Regions from separate parts of the Homo sapiens genome. Here regions 2 and 3 are each linked to region 1. Evidence: chromatin loops called from intact Hi-C (ENCODE). Cell type or tissue: PC-3. All regions are shown on one strand.

Region 1 (8,000 bases):
AGAGTTCCCTCATCCATGATTATGTGTGCCCACTCACTTATTAATTTCTGCCCTCAGTGAGGAATATAAAAAAGCTTATAAACAATATAGGTGACTTAAGTGTGTGTTTCTGTTAATAATGCTGTCTCTTGATCTTGACTTGCTGCACTTGGAAATCTTTGCCCACCTTGCCTGAATGACCTCCGGCCCCTTCTAGGTAGAGGCAGCTCGTCCCAGTGGTGGAGGGTGTGGCCTCTGGCACTGCACTGCCTGGGTTTGCTTCCTAGCTATGCCACCAACTATCTTTCTGCTGGCAGCAAGTTGCTTAGCATCTCTGTGCCTCAGCTTCCCAATATCTAAAATAGGAAAAAAAATAGCACTTCTCTTCTCTGGCTATTTTGAGAATTAAATGAGTTAACACCTGTTATGTTGGCATTTGGGGCTGGATAATTATTGGCTGTAGGGGCTGTCCTGTACACTGTAGGGTGTTAAGCAACATCCCTGCCCTCAGCCCCATAAATACCAGTATTACTCTTCTCCTGCCCCTAGTAGTGGTAACTAAAAACGTCTCCAGACATTACCAAATGTCCCCTGGAGTGCAAAACTGCCCCTGGTTCGAAACTATTGCCCTAGAGTCTCAGAAAAGCTCAAGGAATTCTGGCTCCAACACCTACTATCAGTGTGGCTATGTGTTAGTTTCTTCATTAACAAAAATACCAAGCACATCATATTTTTTAAATCTTAGTTGAAATAATTCTAGTACCTTGCTTAGAACAATGCCTGACCCATAGGAAGTTTCAATAAACACCAGCTATTTTAATTACTGTTTCACCTTTTTTTTTTTTAGCCGATGAGGAAACAGAGAAGTTAAACAACTTGCCACATTCTCAGCCGAGGGTGTGGCTGAGCCAGGGTTCAAACCCAGACCATCAGCCATCGCAGCCATATGCTCTCAACCGGGCTTTCCTAAGAGGAGCACTCAGGGAGCACCCATGACTATAAATTCCTCAGGGCCAAGCTGCTTGGGGTCCTAGTGGGATGAGGAGGTTCTGAGCTCCGTGACTCTTCCCTGACGGCAGCTCAGAGCCTTCTACATCAGGGCAGCAGGGGCCAGAGCAGCTCAGCCCAGCGGCCGCAGCAGTTCACTGACATTTGACATTGTTTGTCGGCAGTCACAAGTGGTCACTATCAAGGATTACTATTTGTGTATCTGTGAGTCACAATATGCCAGATTCATCAGAGCCAGATGTCACAGTGAAACCAGATGAGGCCCTCAGACAAATCCCACGCGCTTCGTGTGTCAGGCCTATATCCATTCATAAAACAGCTCCCTCCCAAAATATAAGTCTTGAGAAAAAAGAAAAATCTGAAGTTGGTTGTGCAATTCTGAGACTAGTTGCAATTGATTTCCAAGCCTTTCCCGCAATGCCTCTCATACTTTTAATTCTGGATTATTCTTCTACGGCTCAAAGCAGAGAAGGAGACATAGTGTCCATCATTTTACCCCAGAAGAGACAATAGAAATGGAAAGACTTCAGTAGGTGAGCTCAGAATAATAACATTATTTTTGCTATTGTAAATACAAAAGCTACTGAAATATCTTGTGGTCAGAATAAGACAGACGTGCCACTAAACCCCTCCCCACTTCTTTCTTTTCTTTCTTAAACTTTGGACTGAGCCACTTTCTCAGAAGCACAGCTGAAAAACCCTTAAAAACACATGCACGCATACACACTAGTCTCAGGAGTGCGAGGTGTCTGGAGTAAGGATTAGAGAGGTTCAAGTCGGTTCCCCTTGTTAAAATTACAGCTGCACCAAAGATGGTACAGTATATCAACCCAGGGCTCAGGAAACTTGTCCAGTTCTCAAGAATGAGAAAATGCAGCTGTGCTGGATCAGACAGATTGTGGAGGGTGAAGCTTCCCTCTCCCCTTCACCACGCTGTCCAGAAAGAAAGGTCAGAGAGATGCCCAGCTGTGCCAGGCAGCATCCAGGAGGACTGGGGTCAAAGCATGTGCATTTGTCATTCTGCAACTGTTCAAAAGACAGGTACACATTTTAAACAATAACAACAAGCATGGAAAATAAGCCCTGTATTTAGCATTTTTTCATTTTTCAATTTCACATTTTCTTTTCCTCCAGGGGTTGAAATTTAATCTGTCTTTTAGCAAAATGGAGCTGGCTCTCTCTCTTCTTCTGGCTTTTTCTCCCCAGTATACTCCCAGTGCCTATCCCAGAGATATGCTCAGCTGATTATGAAGCCTGTGCATTGTCGCCGAAGCCTGTTGTCACTATGGAAATGTGTTTGAGGGCAGGTGGTTTTTTCATCTACCCTCACTTGCAAACACACACACACCTTTGCAGCCATGGTGACCCTGCTAATCTTCAAGTTCAGCACTTGTCAGGTGCTGACACAGAAGGAATCCCAATACAAAATGCACCCATCGTGGGGCGTTCATGCATGTGAGTGTGTGTGTTTGGCTCCCCTGTAAGGTTTCCAATTTCCCATGGGACCCACTATTGCAGTAATTGGAGTGATGCAACCTCATTCAGTAGCTGTTCTAAGAAACTTTGGCCCAGGGCTACACTTGTCCCTCTTCCTGAGATGTCCTCCTTGACATTTCTCCCCTCCCCAAGAGGCACTTTTGGTAAGTGAGGCAACACAAACATCATTCACCAGCTGCACACCGGCCCCTGAGTTTGACGACCTACGTTATTGGCTAGCAGAGTCATTTTTTAGTTTAACTCACATCCGGTTAGGCACAAAGATATTTTTAAGGCTACTTGGTGGGGGGCGAGAACACATCAGGGGTCACTCCAAATTCATTCCAAATCAGAGCCTCTCAGGCCAACCCCACAGAGAGCCAGAAGGAGGAAATGACTCACTCCCTGGGCCCATTGCTCTCTCGTAATATGTTAAAACTCCTTCTCCCGTGCAGAAGTCCAGGGACCATCACTGAGGTTCAGCTGCTACTTGAAGTCAAGTCCTGCCCCAAAGGCACCCATTGCCCTCCTCCTCTTAGAGGAAGCCCATGTTCTGTGGATATGTGTATGTAATGGGCCATCCTTATATGGAATAAAAAGTTGACAGAAACAGGTTTCCCAGCTTCCCACTTTCCTGTGATGATCTCTGAATGTCGGTTGGTGAAATGAGATGATTAATAAATCCCTAATAAATAGGAATCACTCATTTCCCTTACCTCACCATTCTTCAGATCCATTATTTTCAAGTGAACTGGTAGATACAGTTAGAACTGTATAACGATGCATTGTCCTTCATTGGGCCAAAATTTATAATATTTATGTACTCACTCATTTATCCATCAGGCCATCCATCTATTCAAAAATGCCTAAGTGCCCAGTCTCCAGCACAGCGAGACCAGGAGACAGATGCCATTCTAGAGCTGATGGCTGCCTGGGGTTGGAGAAAGGCCAGGGAGTAAACAAAGGCAATCCTGTGGCACCAGATCTGAGGCTTGGAAAGCATGTGAGTGGCATCAGGCAGGTGGTCAGTGCCACCTGCAGGCAGCAGGAAGGCTTCTGAGGCTGGAGGAGCAGGTATTTCCAGGCATGGAACTGGCAAAGTCACAACAGGCAATGAAAGATCTTTGAGCCATTTCACCTCTTGCCCTTACTCATGGGACTTTTTCTTCCTTGATTTCCCTAACCCAGCATGAAGGAAACTCTGGCACACAGCAGAAAGCTAGCAAAAGCCCACTGAGAGAGGTATGAGTACATTAATAGTGATGAGTAGTTAAAAGAAAGATAAATACAATAATTTTTTTAAAAAGTGAAGGCAACTGCATGGGAGGATCGGTGAACACAGGGTTGTGAATGGCTGCTTGTGGCTCACTCATCCATGGCAGACACCACTGCGCACCACGGAAGGCTTTCCAGTTGAGTTAAATGGCAAAGGACTCACAGCCCACCCTATTGGAGTATAAACTGGCACACAAAACGGAACCTACTTGCCATTTGCATTTGTAGACTATTCTTATGAGGATCTTGACCATGAAGAGTAAAATAAATAAAATCCTATAAAATATTAGAGAGGAGAATATTTTCTCTATTAGAGTCTTTGAATGTACCTGGAAAAAATATAAAATAGAATGTCTACATAGCAGTCATATCGCATATGGTAACAGCACTAAAAGAAACGGATATTTCTAGAATGCGTATAATTTTTTTCACTGTTGTATTTGTTCCTACATTCAACAAGTAATTTGGATTACCTGTGATGTGCAATGTGCTCTCTCGGAGGGTATTGTGAGGGTTATTGAATTGTGAAGATAAAGGGTCATGGGTATTGCAGAGAGAAGGATGAACTTTCCAAAGTCAGCATTTAAGAAAGATCTAAAGGACGTAGAACTGGACTTGAAAAAAAAGTGGGTTGTAACTTATACATGTGGGAATTGGTATGACATTTTAGAAAGAAAAAAATAGCCTGAAAACGCAGAAAAATAAAAATTAGGAGGAGAGGGAATTACAGGGAAAAATTTAATGTGTCCAGAATATGTATGCTCTATGCTGAGTGCAGCCTGGGCATTAGTTAACTAAATCCTCTCTTAATCATGTTCTGTCAGTCAGTATAAGGGTCCAGCAGACAGTGTACTCATATTCTTATATGTTGAGACCTTAAGAAAAATAAGTGACATTTTTAGGAAGCAGAGATCATGAGAGTCATAGCTAATAGGACCTCATTCATTGTGTCTATTTGGTCCTGGGAGAAAAGCTCAAACCACTGGCTCAGTGCCAGGCTGTCCTTCCACCTCTTGGTAGGAAGCGTATACAGCCAGGCTTCTTGTTCCCAAGAAACAAAATATAATGGATCTGTTGGAAAAAAATTATTTAATTGCTTTGATCTTCATTTTTCTCAGATGCAAATTGTCGAGAAATATCAGCCTCAAAGGATTGTTGTAATTAGTAGACAAAATATATGAGTCTAGCCAGATAGAGAGTAAGTGCTCAGTATACATGAATTATGGATTGTGGATAGTAAAAGCATGTTTCTGATATTGGTGGTGCATCAGAATCACTCAGAGGGCTTCTTAAAACACGGATTTCTGGGTCCACCTCCAGAGATTCTGATTCTGTAGGTGTGGAGAGGACCTGAACATTGCAGCCACAGGTGATGCTGCTGGTTCATGGGCCACTCTGTGGAGACCCTGCACTGGGCTATACTGCTTTTCTCTGCTGCATCACTTGACACACCCACTCAGGGGCCTCTAAACAACTCTGGACTCAGAGATAGAGCTGATAAACTCATCCAGGAAAATGTTTTAGATAACCCAATTTGCTACCTATTAATTAAAATAAATGAGAACAAAATAAAATGGTAGAATTTATTTCAGGCACTTTAGGTCCTGAAGTGAAAAAAATATATAGAGAAAGAAAGAGTTAGGAATGCTTTTGAAACCATACCTTTCCTATTAGTGCAGTGATATTGGAAATTTGAGAATTTCCTGGCTAATAAAATGTAGTCATCTTTCTACATAGCAAAAAGGCTACTGACTTCATTTGGCCCGTGAATATTATAGAATTCAAGTTGCTTTTTTTATCTATTCTTCCCCTTCTCTTTTCCACCCTCCCAACTCCATTATCCAGGACAGGGCTACACTGGGCACTCAAGGACAGCTTTGGCTGACACTTCTACAATAGACAAAGCATTGTTTAATTTGACACCCAACTGAGCATAGATGAAGCAGCCCTGGGAATAGGTCAGACACATTCTCTAAACTTTAAGGTTTCTTCTCAAATGTCTTAACGTTAAGGTTGAAAGACAGAAAACCCTAACCCACATCTCCCTCTCAAATATCCTGAGGTTGCTGAGTAGAGCTTTAGAACAGAAACTTAGCTCTTCTGGGAAACCACCAGTTTTCCAACAAAAGACACAGCACAATGAAAACTTCTGAGATTAATTGGAAAGTAGCAGATGTGGAAAGAAACAGCAGTATGCTGGCCATACATGTAAATAATCCTGCCTCCCTTAGTCCCCATCTCTAGTGGAAAATCAGCATAAAACTACTTTCTGAGAAAACTCTATGTGGAAGAATAGATGCCTCCCTCTCAGTACAGGTTAGCAGCCGCATCAGTTAGGAGGGTCCCACGCAAGCAACCAGGAACAGCTTCAAAACATTGCTGACCAGTGGAATCTGAGGTGAACTTCATACCGTCACCTTAAACAAAGAGGGAGAGACCATAACGCACGTGGCTGCTTCTTTACAAGAGATTTTCCCCATAAACCTCATTGCCTTTGCTATCCAACTGGCTCCCACCAATGTGTGCTCATGAACGTGTAAGCAAAGGAAACAACATTTATTGAGTGCCTTCCTATGTACTAGATCTTGTGCTAGGTACTTTACAAATAATATCTCATTTAATCTTCACAGCAACCCTGTGAGGAAATGCACATGTTGCATTAACAGATGAGGAGATGTGGGCTTAACCAAGGTGCAGCCACTTGCTTAATGTTAGTGATATGACCAGGATTACAACCTGGGCCTATTTGAAGCAACATCCAACCATTGCTGTCACCAAAAGATCTGTCTGGCTTTTTCTAATTTTAAAATTACAGTAAACTACACATAACAAAATTTACCATCATAATCATTTTTAAGTATATAGTTCAGTAGTTACGTATATTCACATTGTTGAGCAACCAATCTCCAGAGACTTTTCATCTTAAAAAACTGAAACTCTATACCTATTGAACAATAACTCTCCATTTTCCCTTCCCCTCTGCTCCTGGCAATCATCATCTTACTTTCTGTCTCTGTGAATTTGACTACTCTAGATACCTCATGTAGGTGGAATTACAGAAAATTTGTCTTTTTCTGACTGGTTGATTTCACTTAGCATAATGTCCTTAAGGTTGATGCATATTGTAGCAAATGTCAGAATTTCCCTCCTTTTTAAGGCTGAATAATATTTAAATTGTAAGTATACGGCACATTTTTTTTATCTGTTCACCTATTGGACCTACACTAGAGTTGTTCCCGCATTATAAGTATCATGAACAATGCTGCAATGAACATGAGTGTGTAAATATCTCTCTGAGACTCTACTCTCAATTCTTCTGGATATATACCCAGAAGCGGAATTTCTGGATCACATGAACATTTTATTTTTAATTTTTTGAGGAACTATCATAGTGTCTCATTTTACATTCTCACCATTTTACATTCTCACCAACAGTGCCTGCAAAAAATTCCAATTTCTCTACATCCTTACCGACATTTATTTTCTGTTTTTTTTTGTTTTGTTTTGTTTTGTTTTTTAAAGTAACCACCTTAGTGGATGTGAGGAGTGTGGTTTTGATTTGCATTTCCCTTAGGATTAGTGATGTTGGGCATCTTTCCACATGCTTATTAGCCATTTGTATATCTTCTTTAAGGAAACATCTATTCAAGTCATTTGCCCATTTTAAAATCAGGTTATTTGTTTTCTTATTGTTTAGTTGTAGTTCTTTGAACATTTTGAATATTAATCTTTATCAGATACATAACTTGCAAATATTTTCTCCCATTCCATAGGTTGTCTTTTCACTTTGTTGATTGTGTCCTTTGATGCATAGAAATTTTAAAAATTTTGATGTGGTCCAATTTATTTTTTCTTTTGTTTTCTGGGCTTTTGATGCATGTCAAAAAATCGCCATATTCAATCTCATGAAGCTTTTTCTCTATTTTTTTTTTTTTTGGTAAGAGTTTTGTAGTTTTAGCTCTTATGTTTAGGTCTTTGATCTATTTTGAGTTACTTTTGTATATTCTGTAAGGTAAGGTTTCAACTTTACTCTTTTCCATATGGGTAACCAGTTTTTTGAATACCACTTGTTGAAAAGACTGACCTGGCTGGGCATGGTGGCTCGCGCCTGTAATCTCAGCATTTTGGGAAGCCAAGTCAGGAGGATTATTTTAGCCCAGGAGTTTGAGACCAGCCTAGGCAACGTAGCAAGACCCTGTCTTCACAAAAAATTAAAAATTAGCAGGCCGAGTGTGGTGGCTCACACCTGTAGTCCCAGCACT
Region 2 (8,000 bases), 140 kb before region 1:
TAAAAATATTCCAGGCATCTACAGAAAACACTCCAAAGCAATATATTTTAAATTATAACACAGAGGTAGCTCTTGATCTTCACTGCCATGGGAATAATAAACCTTCCACTACACAAATTAGTATGTACTTTTAAGCATTTTTAAAAAATGAAATCAGAAATTATTTCAGAACAGCCCTGTCTTATAAGAGAACTGCCCACAGTTCTCTCTGCTTTCTTCCTTTTGGCTCAGCTGTCAAGAGCTCTCTGGAAACATAATCCTTGTTTTTCATGGAAATCTGTATTATAGTTCCCAAGATTTGGATAATCTAGTTTCAGAAGGTAGGGACCTCTTTTGGAATGATAATGTAGTGTTCTACCCCCAGTACCTACAACAGTACTAATTTTACCGAGGACCCTGCCCTCATGATGTCACTTAAACCTGATAACTTACCAAAGGCCCCATCTCCAAATACCATTGTCCTGGGGTTAGGGCTTCAATATGTGAGTTTTGAAGGGACATAATTCAATTCATAGCAGTTGGCATAGGACAGTGCTAGGCATATTACAAGTTCTTAATATATGCTTAGTGAATAAATAAATACATAAACAGAAAATGTCCAGAGATCTCTGTGTCCATTTGAAGTTGCTACGTCAACAACTGGACCCAGGAATAAAGGGTGTGCTCTAGCATCAGTGTAAGTATGGTCCCTTCGAGCCAAGAGGCAGAGAGCTCAGGAGCTGCTGAGAAGTCACAGTCACAAGGGAAGGAGACAGGAAAGGGAAGTCACATCAGGAAGGCTGAAGCCATAGCAAAGCCAGAGAGCTGGATCCCACTTCAGGGCCTACCATAGTGAAGCACTGGCTCTTCCTTCCTCTTTTCTTGGAAGCAGGGCCAGCTACATGATTGCAGGACTCAAGGCAAAATGAAAATGCAGGACTCTTGCTCAAAAAAAGAAAAAACAAAAACAAAAACAGAAAATATGCCATTAAAGATACTAAATATGAAGCCTTTTCCTTTTTTCCATGATCTCTCTTGACTTGCCATGTTGTTATTTATTTGCTATTTAATGTAGTTCTAAAGTAAAGAAAAATTAAAAGTTTTAATTATGAGCATGAATTGTACCATTGTTCAGTGCAAGTTTTAGAGGCAAATATAAGAACATGTAACTCTTCTGCCGAATCACCAAAATTACACAATTCATAAATTCACGTTCTGTACCTTGTATGCGCATATGTATTTCATTCTCACCAGAACAGTGTGAACGCCACACAACACTAACTCAACTCTTTTTTATTTCTTTATATTTGCACATTTTACCGATGCTTTCTACATTTGGCTTGTTGATGTGCTTTCTAAAAACAGAAAGAAAAAAGATCTGTAGGTTTCCCTATTTTTCCCTTTCCTTCAATGTCATCGTTTTCCATGTAATTGGTTGGTTATTACAAGGAAGTGACAGGAGTGAGAAAGGATACTTTAAGATCCCTTGGTTGTTTGTGTTTCTTAGAATGCTGTTGCCTTCTTTCTTGTTTGAACAGGAAGCATGACCACTTAGTCATAAACATGACACATTTCCCTTGTACTCGCCATGAGCCTCACTGAACTCCCACACATTGTGGGTCCACTGGAATTCTGTGTTCATGGGGCAACCAAATGCTCTAGGCAAATGGGGTGATATGGAACTTGCCTGCATGCTCCATTGTCCCCTTGGACTTTGCTTCCAAGACAGCTCAAGGTTGACAACAGGGCAGGGTGAGAAGGGCATGCAAAAGATGGTGGTGTGGGGTGGGCAGGGAAAGAAGGCCCAAGACTAAGCCAGTTGTTTGAAATTCTCTATATTCTTTCTTCATTTTGTCCATTTTTTTCTGTTTTTTTCATTTTTCAATGGAGATGGAAAGCACCCAGTTCTGCTTTCCCCCAGAATCACCCTGTTTGTAAGCAGCCTGGAATGGTCACTAGAAGCTGCTACCTTTTGCCTGTTTTCTAGCTAAGATCAGTAAGGAGAGGTGGTCTCAAGGCTGATAGAGATGGCCACTGAGGGAGCTGGCTGCTACCTGTGGTCTTATACACAAGACTTTTGCCCTCCATAGAACCACACATCTTCACTTAATGTTTTAAACTTTTTTTTTCAGGTCACATGAATTTAGGCATTAAATAAATTATTAGACTAGCAAACATCAGAACCTTTTTTTTTCTAAGAACGACAATAGAAAAGGCTCTTGTAGTTAACACTCTTAAATACAGAGGTATTTTAAATTAAAGATTTTTTTTAAAAAAGAACAGCCTTGTCTTATAAATAATAATGATTGATAATTATTCCTCAACGAAACTAAAGAAATGGTGTGTCTTCTATGCATAAAAAAACTAGTCTACTTGCACAAATATCATTAGACAAGAAATAATTTTATTATTTAAACATTATATTAAGAAAATCTTTTTAAAAAATTTTCACTATACGTTACATCACATAAAAATGTAAGGTAGCATGTGTGAACTGTTTAAAGAGCTTGTTAAAGATTCTTATAATAAGAAAGGCTGGGAAAAGTAGAGTCATATCTTATCAAAACAATCTAAGAATCTTAAGAATGCTGCTTTTCTAGTAATACATAAATATACACGAACATGAGCAAGAATCCAAGTAAAGAAACAGTTCTTATTCATAGGATTGACAGTTTTATTATTACACCAGCCTGAAATAACATATAATGGTGTGTGAGTGTGCACTGGAGTTTCTAAAAGCAGCTTTTCAGATAGGCTTAATGTGAGAAGGGTTCAACTTTCTTCTTTGAATTCTGGAGGATGGGGTCTCCTGGGGATAAAGGGGAAAAGGGGAGATAAACTTTTAATGCAATCTCTATTCTTGCCACGATTTATTTTATTTATTTGTTCAGCAATATTTATTGTGCAGTCACCACATGCCAGGCTCTGTAGATACAATGGGGACCTTGACAAATACACTCTTTGCCTTTCGGAAGCTCAGAGCACAGTCAAGAAACAGAGTATTAGCAGAGAACATTACTGGGAAACAAGGGATTTTGCAACTCTTGGTAGGGGAACCTAACACGACCACAGTGGGGAGCAGAAAAGAGCTTTAAAACTAAGAGCCCAGGGGTGTGTAAGGCATAGCCAGGTCAAGAATGGAGGAATGAAGAATGCTGAATCAGAGGGAATCCTGAGAAATTCCTTCTGGAACCTGGCTTCCTTAACTCTTATTAACCACGTGCTAAGACTCCTTTTATATGGTTGTGGGATGATTGGCTGCAATAGCACAAATTTATGGAACTAAAAAAACAAGTGTTTGGTGTAATACTGTAAGTGTTGGTTTGAATTTTGGATGCGTATGATTAATGAATGAGGCTGAATGAGACATGTAAGCCAGCTGGGCACACCTTGGTGGGGACCAATAGGAATGACAGCTACGCCTGATGGGGGCAGGAAGGGAAGCGCAGAGTTTCTTCTTTCGGCCACGCCTTCTGACTCCAGTGAATGCCTCCTTAAGGGGTGAGGAAGCTGTCAAGAAAATAAGCATATTGGCTGGCTCGGTGGCTCAAGCCTGTAATCCCAGCACTTTGGGAGGCCGAGGTGGGCGGATCACGAGGTCAGGAGATCGAGACCACCCTGGCTAACACAGCGAAACCCCGTCTCTACTAAAAATACAAAAAAATAGCCGGGCGTGGTGGCGGGCGCCTGTAGTCCCAGCTACTCAGGAGGCTGAGGCAGGAGAATGGCGTCAACCCGGGAGGCGGAGCTTGCAGTGAACTGAGATCAGACCACTGCACTCCAGCCTGGGCGACAGAGCGAGACTCTGTCTCATTAAAAAAAAAAAAAGAAAGAAAGAAAAAGAAAGTATTCATATTTATTTGGGTTAAGCCTAAACGTGTGTTTCTTGGTATTTCTTGGCGTTACAGCTAAAATAACCTAAAACACATCTGTATTGAGGTCTGTGACCCAAGTGCCAATCTGTAGCTGTCACAATAGTGTGTTCCAGGTAGGGGTAATAGCATGTGGAAAGGCCCAGAGGCGAAGGGGAGCCAACATCTTCAAGTGACAGGAAATACTTAAATAAGGGTGGGGCCCAGTGTAAGGGAGGAAGGTGAAGGGTGAGTCAGAGAGGAAAGCCAGCAAGATTTTGAGTATGGTGAGATTTTTCAACGCCGGACACGGAAAACCAGTTCATAGTTTAGACAGGGAAATGACTTGATCAGAGTTGCATTTTCAAAAGAATACTTTGGCTGCATTATGGAGGATGGACTTGAGTGAGGACAGCCTGGGAGGAAGAAGAGTTATCAAGGACAGAGATGAGAGTGGCCTAGAGTTGGAGACTGGCAGTAGGCATGGGGAGACTGTGGGATGATGAACTTAGGTGATTTACTGCGTGTGTGTGTGTGTGTGTGTATGTGTGTGTGTGTTGAAATAAAACGAAGCAAGGTTGACTCCCATATTTTCTGTTGTGAGGAGTAGGTGAATGGCTAGCATAGTCACAAAGACAAGGAATAACAAAAGAGGAGTTCATGCGTGCAGGGTTATTCCAAAGATGGCCACAACCTGGTATGTCCACTAATGTTGAAATGGAACCGAGTGTTGCCAGAATAATGATCATAGCTGTTTGAGGGGAGTGAAAATAAAACCATTTGTTAAAGAGAATAACACTGAGATAATTTTATAGCAAGAAGTGACTTTGACCCTGACTTTAGTCCTTTGCTTGTTAGCATCCATTTCCAATCCCTCTCACTACAATCATTTCCTTCTTTTCTGAGCTATAGGTGTGAGTCAAACCACTCTGAAACATAGCAGCACCTTTGAAAGAAGATGGCTGCTTCTTCCTCCGTCATAAAGCAGAGTGAACCACATGACAACTGTCTGTTCAAACAGATCTAAGAAAATAAATAAGGCTCAACCAAAAGTCACTGTAACCCATTTTATTAGTATTCTTTCTTTTTCCATACCCAACTTAAGCCTCATGTCCTGAGAAAGGATGACTTGTGCATACACCCTCTCTATCAAAAAGTATTTTTAAAGCCACTAGCAAGAAAGTGTTGTCATAACACCACTGCTAATAATAATGACAATAATTTTATCTGTCTTTATATACTGTCTATTATGTGTCAGTTATTTCATAAACGTTATTTCTGGTCCTCACATAAACCCTACAGGTTTAGCATCTCCATTTGCCAGATGTGTGAATGAGATCAAAGCTAACTGGGTCACAAAGGGAACACAGACCTTCACTTTGGTCCCCTTATCAGGGTCTAACCAATTGGCCTTTGCTTATACGACAGTAAGAGTGTGTTTTGGAATAAAATCATTTGCAGTAAATAGATGTGGGCAGTACTTTGGGTTCTGTCTTAATCTTTCCTTCTAGCCTAGGAGTTTCTATATAAAAGGCTCATTATTGTTTGGCTATAGATATATATCAATTTGTTTTTTGCACTGATGCATATGTATAATGACCTAGCAATACAAATAACCACACGGTAAATATTCATGCTATTCTGTTGATGAATTGGATTCCATTGTGTGGCTATGTCACAATTTCCTGGTCAGTGGGCAGCTTTCTTGCATGCTGTGATTTATAACCTAGGTCTTTTCATGTTGTAACATCACCAGGGCCTGATATCTATCATCCGGTCGGCAAACACTTCATAATCACCATGGCCCTGGCAATACTCATGTGGCCTCATGTAGATGCAAGATTTTTAAAAGGTAGCTGGTTGGACAGCTGTTTCCCAGTAATAACTCTATCCTATGGAAAGAGGAGGTTGGCAGTAGTTGGACACTTAGATGTCACCATCGTGGATGTTTAATCCATCAGTCTTTTCCTTTATGGTTTTCAACTTTACGGTTTTGTTAAAGAATTCTCTCCTCAGGGATTAAAGAAACATTCACCAATATTTTTTGGCCATTTTGATATTATTTTTCTAAACCAGGTAGTCAAACTTTAACATCATTAACATAAATAATATATTTGTCCGAAGTAATTTGAAAGGACACTCGAATCAAATACTGAAATAATACCGACACACACACACACACACACACACACACACACACATACTTTTTCTGAACTTTATTGTATACTATGATTCTTTTGTACTGGGCCCATATCAACACTAGAATATTTTAATTATAAACGTTCTGCCATTTAAAAAAATTATTCTGTGCTCTCCCTCCAAAATCAGTCTTAATTTTTTTCGAAATATTTCCCGGCTACAGTCTCACTTATTCTTATACATAAATATCTCTCTAAATCTCTTCCTCAACTCTAAAATAATCAATGTTTGAGTTTAGCTAATATAGATAGATAGATAGATGGATAGAGGTAGATAGATAGATAGATAGATAGATAGATAGATAGATAGATAGATACATGCATACATACATACATACATACATACATACATACATACATAGGGACAGATAGATAAACAGGCTGATAGATTTGAGGGAGAACTGATATTTTTCACTGTTAATTTTCCCATTTAGGAGCACTGTGTTCGTTTACTCAGATTTTCTTTTGTGTCACTCAGTTTTATGTTCCCAATGTTGGGAACTTGGTGAACATTAAGTATTTACTGAAAAGAGGACATTACCATATTGTGTATACTTCTCATTATATTCCTAGATATTTTGTTTTATACTTTGATTGCCTAATAAAAATATCTTTTTTTTGTATTACAGTTTTCAACTGGCTATTCCTGGTGTATAAGAAAGCTAATTACTAATTTTGGAGCATTTGGCTTGTAATCACTTAGCAGAAATGCATTACTTTGTAAAGTCATGACTGAGGCTGCGTTTCTGTTACTTTCATGCGTGCATGAGAGTTTCAGGTGCCGAATTCTAGGTTCAGAATATTTCTTTTCACAGAAAACTGCAAGCATGACTCCTACTATCTAAGGGCATTTATTGTAGCTGAGATGTCTAATTCTAACCTCACATTTTCCTCCTTTTGTTGAGTAGCTTTTTTCCTTGTTGTATACTTACAGACTTTTTTACACTATCATAAATTAAAATGCTTCACCCAAATGTGTTTATGTCCAATCCCCTTCATTGTTTTTCTTCTGGTATATCCCCAAAATCAAGTTTTCAACTAAGAAAATTTGTATCAATGATTTAATAATTTTTGCTTCTTTTTCAAGTGCCCTGTGAATAATATGAATTTCTATTACAAATATGTTTTTCTCCCGGGTATTTTCTCCTGTCTCTTATATTTTCTAGGCCATACTTATACTTTTCCTCTAAGTTACAGAAAATTTTTGATGGCTGGACTTGCATTTAATTAATTTATTTTCCTGAAGTATCAATTCTACTCTTCACTGCCTCATGGCATTTTAATTTGGGGAATTAAAAAATCTAAAAGCAAGTTTTATTTTATTTAATTGATATAGTTAGCCATCAATTAAGAAAATGATTTGGTATATATTTTAGAACCATTTTCCTGTTACTATTTCAGTAAGTTTATTTGCTGAGAGGTTATTTACTCTAAATTCCTTAGATTGGTGCCTGTGAGCGGAACTAATAAATGTTTTCATAACAATGATGTTTTTGTCCTTGAAGTTTACTCATCCTTAACAGGCCAATGCTTGCGTAGTTCTGTCAGTTAAAATAAGTTGTACTAGAAACTGGCTCTGTGTAGTCCCAAATAAAAGCAGAGGGGGGTTACTTTTAATAGTTCTAGTTTATTCTCAATTCATTTTCCATTTGTGGTTAGTATTGAGAGAACCATAACCAGAAGGGGCCACTGCCACTGTTACGCTAGGAGCCCGGAAGTAAGTGGGCACCACCCACCTTGCTAATCAGTGTGACGGCCTCAATGAACAGTTCATGTAGCAAGTTCCTACTTCACTCAACGGACCTTCCTCATCAAATGAAAAGCAGAGCTGGCCAGGTGTGGGGACTCACACCTGTAATCCCAGCACTTTGAGAGACTAAGGTGGGAGGATCACTCAAAGTCAGGAGTTTAAGAGCAGCCTGGGCAACATAGTAAGACTCTGTCTGAAAACACAAAATGAATAGCTGGGTGT
Region 3 (8,000 bases), 710 kb after region 1:
GAAGACATTTATGCAGCCAATAGACACATGAAAAAATGCTCAGCATCACTGGCCATCAGAGAAATGCAAATCAAAACCACAATGAGATACCATCTCCCACCAGTTAGAATGATGATCATTAAAATGTCAGGAAACAACAGGTGCTGGGAGAGGATGTGGAGAAATAGGAACACTTTTACACTGTTGGTGGGATTGTAAACTAGTTCAACCATTGTGGAAGACAGTGTGGCAATTCCTCAAGGATCTAGAACTAGAAATACCATTTGACCCAGCCATCCCATTACTGGGTATATACCCAAAGGAATATAAATCATGCTGCTATAAAGACACATGCACACGATGTTCATGGCGGCACTATTCACAATAGCAAAGACTTGGAACCAACCCAAAGGTCCATCAATGATAGACTGGATTAAGAAAATGTGGCACATATACACCATGAATACTATGCATCCATAAAAAAGGATGAGTTCATGTCCTTTGTAGGGACATGGATGAAGCTGGAAACCATCATTCTCAGCAAACTATCGCAAGGACAAAAAACCAGACACTGCATGTTCTCACTCATAGGTGGGAATTGAACAATGAGAACACTTGGACACAGGAAGGGGACTATCACCCACTGAGGCCTGTCGTGGGGTGCGGGGAGTGGGGAGGGATAGCACTAGGAGATATGCCTAATGTAAATGACGAGTTAATGGGTGCAGCACACCACCATGGCACATGTATACATATGTAACAAACCTGCACATTGTGCACATGTACCCTAGAACTTAAATTTAAAAAAAAAGAGCCACTGGTCGATGCTGTCACTAAATTATATATATGTGTGTATTTTATAAATATTTATATATATATATATATATATATATATATATATATTTTTTTTTTTTTTTTTTTTTTTTTTTTTTTTTGAGACAGAGTCTCGCCCTGTCACCCAGGCTGGAGTGCAGTGGTGTGATCTTGGCTCACTACAACCTCCACCTCCCGGGATCAAGCAATTCTCCTGCCTCACCCTCCCAAGTAACTGGGGTTACAGGTCCATGCCCCCACACTGGGCTAATTTTCATATTTTTAGTAGAGATGTGGTTTCGCCATGTTGGCCAGGCTGGTCTCAAACTCCTGACCTCAAGTGATCCACCTGCCTCAGCCTCCCAAAGTGCTGGGATTATAGGTGTGAGCCACCACGCCCGGCCACTAAATATACTATTATTATTACATACTGACCATGTGTTTCCTCATTCACAGAGAATATATTTGTCCAGCATTATTTTATACATTTTCTTTACTGTTTTCATTATATTCAATCTGTTTTCATCATTCTGTACATAAAATGTTATAATTCCACTATTTCATCCAACCCTGATGCTCCTAAAGATTTCCTAACCCAGCAGTAGTAGTTTCCATTAGTTTCTACTAATTTACTCCTTCTACCAAGATTATGAAAGGAAAATGGAATCAGGATACTTACTTGCCACCAATCATTCTATCCATTCTTTTTTTATGCTTTTAGCATTTACGTATCTAATATGCATATAAATACTTGGGGACTATACGTTTCTACAAAACTGTTAATTTGCTGTCTAGATGGATGGATGATTTTGCCATGCCCAACACACCACCTTCATCCAATACACCACTAAATCCTCTTCTCCTGTCACTACTCCCTCCACTGCCTGACACCATAACCCTAGCAAGGTCTGTGTCAAATTGGGTCTCATGCTTCCTCTGCACTTATCAACTTTCTCCCAGTTTTTAGGTTAAACCCTAAACTGCCACTTAACAGATTCACTACACACAGAGCTCATTTTCTGGCCCCCCACATTAATGCAACACCTCAATGCACCATTATGTTTGCTGAACAAACCTCAGATTCTTTTGCAGTCTACACAGTAACACTATTATAAGTTTTGTTCCCTGCCTCCCAGCTTCTTTGAACTAGGACTGAACTTACTGATTTGATTCCTACAATGGAAACAGGAATGACATGGTAGGCAAAAAAGAACAATCCACACCCCTTCTAAAGTTTCTTGAGATGCATTTTAAACAATGACTAGAAATATATCTTAAATTTAACTATGTAAAAAAAAAAAAACAAAAAAAAAAATCCAATGCAGATTCCAAAAGTCTAACAAGAAAGATGAGTTTATTTTTAAGATACATAATGCTCTTAATTCTTTAATATTGTATTCTTCTTCTATTTGAGACAGCACACTACTAATACAGGTGATGTCACATCAGAATCTCCATCATTCTTCATCAGTGGCATATTATCAAGCGAAACCATGGGGCTGTTTATGATGGAAGTGCAAAGATTCTTACTAGGATGTTTTCAGGATGAGAGATCTCTTCAGACTTCCTTGAAGTTGTTTTCCAAGACTGCTGCTAACCAAGTAATGTTCTGGTGACCCCAAGGTGTCAGTCATAGCTATTCAAAGTCTAGAGGTCCTCCCTGAACCAAAAATGGTCATTCCAAACCAATAAAGATAATAAAGAACAGACAATCTGGAATTTATGTGGCAAACATTCAATAAGAATTTGGCAGTTTGCTTCTAAGAGTTTGTTTCTCTTTAGAAATAAAGCTTAAATCAGTGACTATGCCATTTGCAGTTTAAATGGCCCAGCCTGTAAGATGGCTATACTAACAACACTAACGGTGCTAACAATTCTACTGAGCTTGATCACCATGAGGGAAATTTTCATTGAGAATCTCAGTGTGGAACTTCTCTCCCAGTTACTGTTCTAGGATTCACATGTTTCCCTGCCCCTCTACCAGACTACCAATCTGCTCCCCACTGACCCACACCATTGTCATGAACACATTGGCCAGGCAGAGGAAAAGGAAGACTTCTCCATGACCCAGAGCTCCACTCTGGTGGACAAAACCTATAGGAACAAGGACTCCTGGCAGTTGATGAACTGGGTTATCAGCTGGGAGATAAAGATAGCAGCAGGCCTGCGGTCTCTGAGCTCGTGTAGTACTGGCAGTCACAGCTACCGGCTACTGAACATATGCTATGTGCCAGACCCTATGCCACATATTTTAAATGCACTGTCCTGTGACTTGTCACCAGGTAGTAATATACCTATTTTATACATGAAGAAATTAAGGATCAGTGAGATGAAGCAATGTGCCAAGGTCTGTCTGACTCCAAAGCTCATGCATGCTTTTAAACACTACACCTAAATGTGCTGCTATCTCTAGCAAGTTGAGTCTCAGCAGCAACAAGTGAAAAGAAAAAGGAAAAAAAAATTCAGCAGTAAAGAGGATGGGTGTGTAAAATACTATCACTGAAGAAGTAGATGTTTAGACTGTGCCTAAGAATAGGAATGGGCATTTTAGGCTTGTTTTCCATGATTTAAATCAAGCTTGTCCAACCCGCAGCCCCCAAGCCGCATGTGGCCCAGGACGCTTTGAATGCCCAATATAAATTCATGAATTTTCTTACAATATTACGAGATTTTTTTTGTGATTTTCTTGTTTAGCTCATCAGCTATCTTTGGTGTTGCTGTATTTTATGTGTGGCCCAAGACAATTCTTCTTCTTTCAATGTGGCGCAGGGAAGTCAAAAAATTATCTAAATTTTAGATAATGTTTTAGAAAAATAAAATTCATTTTCACTAAAATGCTTCAAAATTAATTCTGTTTCTGGTCATAAGGAATCACATCAGAATAAATGATGTTAGAAAAGACCCTAAAGCTTAGAAGTAATTACTATGGTGACCTTAATTATTTGAACAAAAGAAAATTATATGTAAGCTAAAACTGTATTGTTTTTACATCAATAAAACCATTTTCTTGGCTGAAATTACCCAAACCAAGTATTTGCCACGCATTTAGTGATATAAAGTAAATAAATGCCCCCCCATCCAGAAGAGGAAATACACACACTCACAAAACACACTCAAGCACACACAAACACTTGCTACTTTATGACTTGTTTGCTAACCTTGTTAACTGAAACAGAGGAAAAACCATGCCGGACTTAGAGGTAGGAGCGTTTGCCAGCAGGTAATTTCTTTCAAGAACTAACTTTTCTCAAGCTAGGCATCCGGCAAAAAAAAAAATCGGATCTTCTAAAGCATAGTCCTTACCCTCTTCACCCTTCTTTCCTAATATGCAGACCTAACCAGTTGTTAACAGGACCTTTCCTAGGAACCTCATACATCTCTAAATGTATATCTTCTCCCTCAGGATATTACTTTACCTGTAAATGTCCCTATATTCACCTTCATGGCTGAAACTAACTCCCTACAAGATTACATTTGGGACATTATTTCCTAAGCAGACTCAATCTTCTTTATAAAACTTCCCTTGAGACACCTCACACACTCAGAAAGGTCAGCACTTCCTCCAACAATCACATCTTAGAGGCTGATGCTAATTTCAGGATACAGCCTTGCTTCCTTTCTGTTCTCAATAATGTCTACGGAGATCAAATCTGTATGTTTATTCTGTGTTGCTGTGCTCAGAAGCCCAGGATGCTGTTCTCTCAGTGAGCCTGTCACAGCATCTGCAGTGTATTCTCTGCTGAGGTTATATAATGACAGACTAACCCATGCAACAGGGAAGACAGTAGGCAGGAGTGCCAATCCAAAAAAATGGAAATCATTCCCAGGAATCTCTCTCCAGGACTTTGAACCATAGAGAATGATAGTTTTACCTTAAATAATCAATGTGTATATCAGTAGCTGTAAGGATGGGGAGGAAATCATCTAATAATAATATGATCATGTTCAGGGATTCTTGCAAATCCCCATTGAAAAATCCTGTCCCATTACCAGGTTACAAGAGTGACATCTAGTGGACTCATATTAGAATGACAACAAGGGTCTAAGGAAAACAAATCACCTGTGCACACATCTTGTTAAAATGCAGATTCTGGTTCATTAGAATGAATCTATTACTTCTAACTTCCAGGTGATGCCAATGCTGCCACTCCATAGACTACTCAGTGTCACTAGGACCCAGAGCATTTCGCACCTGCTTTCACCCTCAGGCGAGAAGGAGGAGGGGGCACTTGAGAGTAAATACTTTCCAGGTGAAAAATAGGCCAAATGAATTATTAATATAATTCTGTATAATGTTCCTATTTCACTAGCACCACTCAGCATGCACACGTACCATTTCCTGTCTGGGCAGGGTCCCTGAAGCAGTACTCCTTTTCCTAAATGCCAGAAGCAAACTTAAGAAGGAAACAGCCTATTTCACAGCCATACTTATACATCAACATGATTTGTTCAAGTCTCCAGTACAGATTCACTTCAGTACTTAACATCTTACAGGCTTTCTACCATTGTTATATTATTTGCCTAATATTAAACTATAATAGTAATTGGTACCATATCAGAACTCAGTTATTTTCCCCCCAGGCAGCCTGCACCTGAACTGAGATCTATCAGGGTACTGTGTTGGTGCTAAGCACAGCTACTCAGAATTTCAACAAGATTTGCACTGGACACCCCTAGGAACAAAACAGGACATGTAACTACATGCGAATCCAACTGTTTCCATAAACTAGTCCTGTGTGATTTATTTGAGCTAAAGAGCCCTGACCTCCACACAGAGCCACCAGGCTAGACTCTTAGCTGCGAGGTAATGTGCGTGTCCCTTCAAAGAGGAGCTATGCCAGGCCTCACCCAAACTCTTCCCACCTAGGCCTCCACCTTGGGTAGATTTGAACCCATTCTTTGGTTTTAGGTCCACAGTTCTAGGAACGACAACAATGATTTCCAGCACTGAAGGAAATCAGTCTCTTTTCTCCAAAACACATACACATACACACACATACACACACATGCACACACATACACACACATACACACACACATACACATGTACAAAACCCACTTTCTTGTTCAATAAAGTCCTTCAGTACAAGATGATCGATCTAGGACAAGTAATGAGTTTTAAGCAGTGGAATCCCTGTTTCAAAAAACTACCAGAAGGTGGAATTGTTCTGGTTGAAATGGGGTGTGAATACTTAGAAAACTGTCTACTTGGTTTCTACCCAGGCTATCCCCCTCCTTAGGCCCTGGAATACTCCTCCTCATGTCCCAAATATTCCTTCCCATCCCAGCTCTGTCCCCACACTACCAAACTCCAGAAATACAGGTTGAAAACTAGAAACGATGAGTCTCACAACAGCTAAAACCATCCCCAACTCCTATATTGCTCAAGGACTGTTCTCATTAAATAGATGGAACTGTTAATAGGTAGAGTTGCTTCACTATACCATCACTTACTTATGAACCTAATACCATTTTAGCATATGCGACCAAAGGATTTATTCAAAAGATGTACAACCTGATTTCTGAAGGAAATTTGCTTTTAAGTCATAATTAAGGATCCCTGTGATGAGTAAACAACAGAATTGTTTATACCTCTTGAATTGCTCTTGGCAGTCCTAAAGGGGAAATTATGTAGAGGAAAAGGTCACATAATTATTTCTCAAAAGTAGGATAAAGATAGAAAATGAAACTAAACATGCAGCATTGTATCATCTGCCTATACAGTACAATGAGCTCAAGTCCCCCTGCCTCAGTTAGAATCCCAGTTATACCATGGACTTGTGACCCTGCACAAGTTATCTAAACTCTCTATGCCTCAGTTTCCACATGTGAAAGTGGAGATAATAGCAATAACTATTTTAAGGGCTGTGGTAAATATTGATTTAATATATGTAAGATATTTAATAACACAGTAATCATTGATAAATGTTACATCTGATAATTATTATAGTGATTAAGATAATATTACTAGAACTAATGACTGAATATTCAAAATGGCCTTTGATTCTTTTAGATAATTTTAGCCAAATATGTTAGGCATAGAAAATATAAAAACACATTAGTTCTGCACATATATTAAGAATACAAGAAAAGCCGAAAAAATCTTAAAGGAACTAGGGATTTACTACTTTTACTTTCCTTGCACCACCTTCTATTTTACCTCTTAGCGAAACACATTTAAAACACTATATGTCAGAGGGAATTCTGAGTTTAAAAAATCATAATAGTCTTTGAACAGTTGTAAGTGCATTTATTCTTTGTGCAATAGTTACCCTTGGACATCATGTTACCTTATTTATGTTAACTTCAGAAATTTTGTTTTAAATCAAAGACAGCCAAATCTTTCCTAAGAAGTAGCCCAGAGGGTGGCAGCTATTATGCCGCAGCTGGCACATCTGCCTTAATTTTACCTGCTCCTGGACTGCCCAGTGACCTATATTCTTCAGACTGTGGCAACCTCCTGGCCAACTGGTTCCAAATTTAACCAGGATCTTCAAACAAAAGATTTTGTCTTGCTTTAACAAGAATCCCAAATCCGTAAGGATCAAGGCATACACAAAGGCAAATATTCAAAAGCTACCTGGCCAAAAACTTTAGAACTAAAGGGGCTGGGGGTTCATACAATCCATGCCTTAATTTACCAGAAAACCAACTTTTGAATATTCTAACTCATCAGTGCTAATTAATCAAAAGTTTGTAGAAGCCTCTGAAATGTAATCTAATGTCTTTGCTATCACCTACTCTTTCGTTCCCAATAAATCTCCAAATATTTTTTAATGGGTAAGCATTATCGACATTCTTTGCAATTTTAAGGGTATAAAAACAAGTGTTTAAAATATTCTATTTCCTTCACTTTTTAAAACCAAAAGAGAAATCTCCACAATTTTTTGCTCTTACAAAGGTGAGTATATATTTTTTATAAAGGTAGGTTCCCATCTTGTGGGCTTCTCAGAGATTACTCCTGAAAATCATTTTTGTCATGGTTCCTTTTGTTAAGTATGAATCTATACCCAATCTCAATTAATTAAACCATTCAATAAACTAGAAGCCTTACTCCCTGTAACAACTGAGTGATGCTGCCATACATGATTCTCCTCAAACTCTATTAATTTTAATAATGCTATATTTGGACAATGAGCTGAAGGCTACAATTTCCGAAAAAGTTCTACAAAGAGTTTTTTTAAAACAAAATTACCACAGCGTGTTGC

What was found. A loop is a pair of places that touch in the nucleus more often than their neighbours do. Peaks named below come from ENCODE experiments on the same cell type or tissue, not always from the same donor. Only the 100,000 strongest peaks of a DNase experiment are listed, where the experiment ranks them.
Region 2: a loop joins it to region 1, with 7 times the contacts of the local background. A loop is called at or near these places in 4 of 110 quality-filtered maps.
Region 3: a loop joins it to region 1, with 6 times the contacts of the local background. A loop is called at or near these places in 4 of 110 quality-filtered maps.

What each region holds. Positions count from the first base shown.
Region 1 is chr7:41,041,212-41,049,211 of GRCh38, reverse strand. No RefSeq gene overlaps it. Among named protein-coding and RNA genes, the nearest start is that of LINC01449, 56 kb to the left of the region's middle. In PC-3, a CTCF peak has its summit at 3,507 (motif pointing left); DNase peaks (open chromatin) are centred at 1,231, 2,921 and 3,461; H3K27ac peaks cover 4,180 bases.
Region 2 is chr7:41,183,604-41,191,603 of GRCh38, reverse strand. No RefSeq gene overlaps it. Among named protein-coding and RNA genes, the nearest start is that of LINC01449, 86 kb to the right of the region's middle. In PC-3, a CTCF peak has its summit at 7,674 (motif pointing right); DNase peaks (open chromatin) are centred at 1,563, 2,613, 4,043, 7,613 and 2 weaker places; H3K27ac peaks cover 8,000 bases.
Region 3 is chr7:40,326,551-40,334,550 of GRCh38, reverse strand. All of the region lies in intron 9 of SUGCT (succinyl-CoA:glutarate-CoA transferase), which reads right to left. Among named protein-coding and RNA genes, the nearest start is that of SUGCT, 200 kb to the right of the region's middle. In PC-3, a CTCF peak has its summit at 4,790 (motif pointing left); a DNase peak (open chromatin) is centred at 4,800.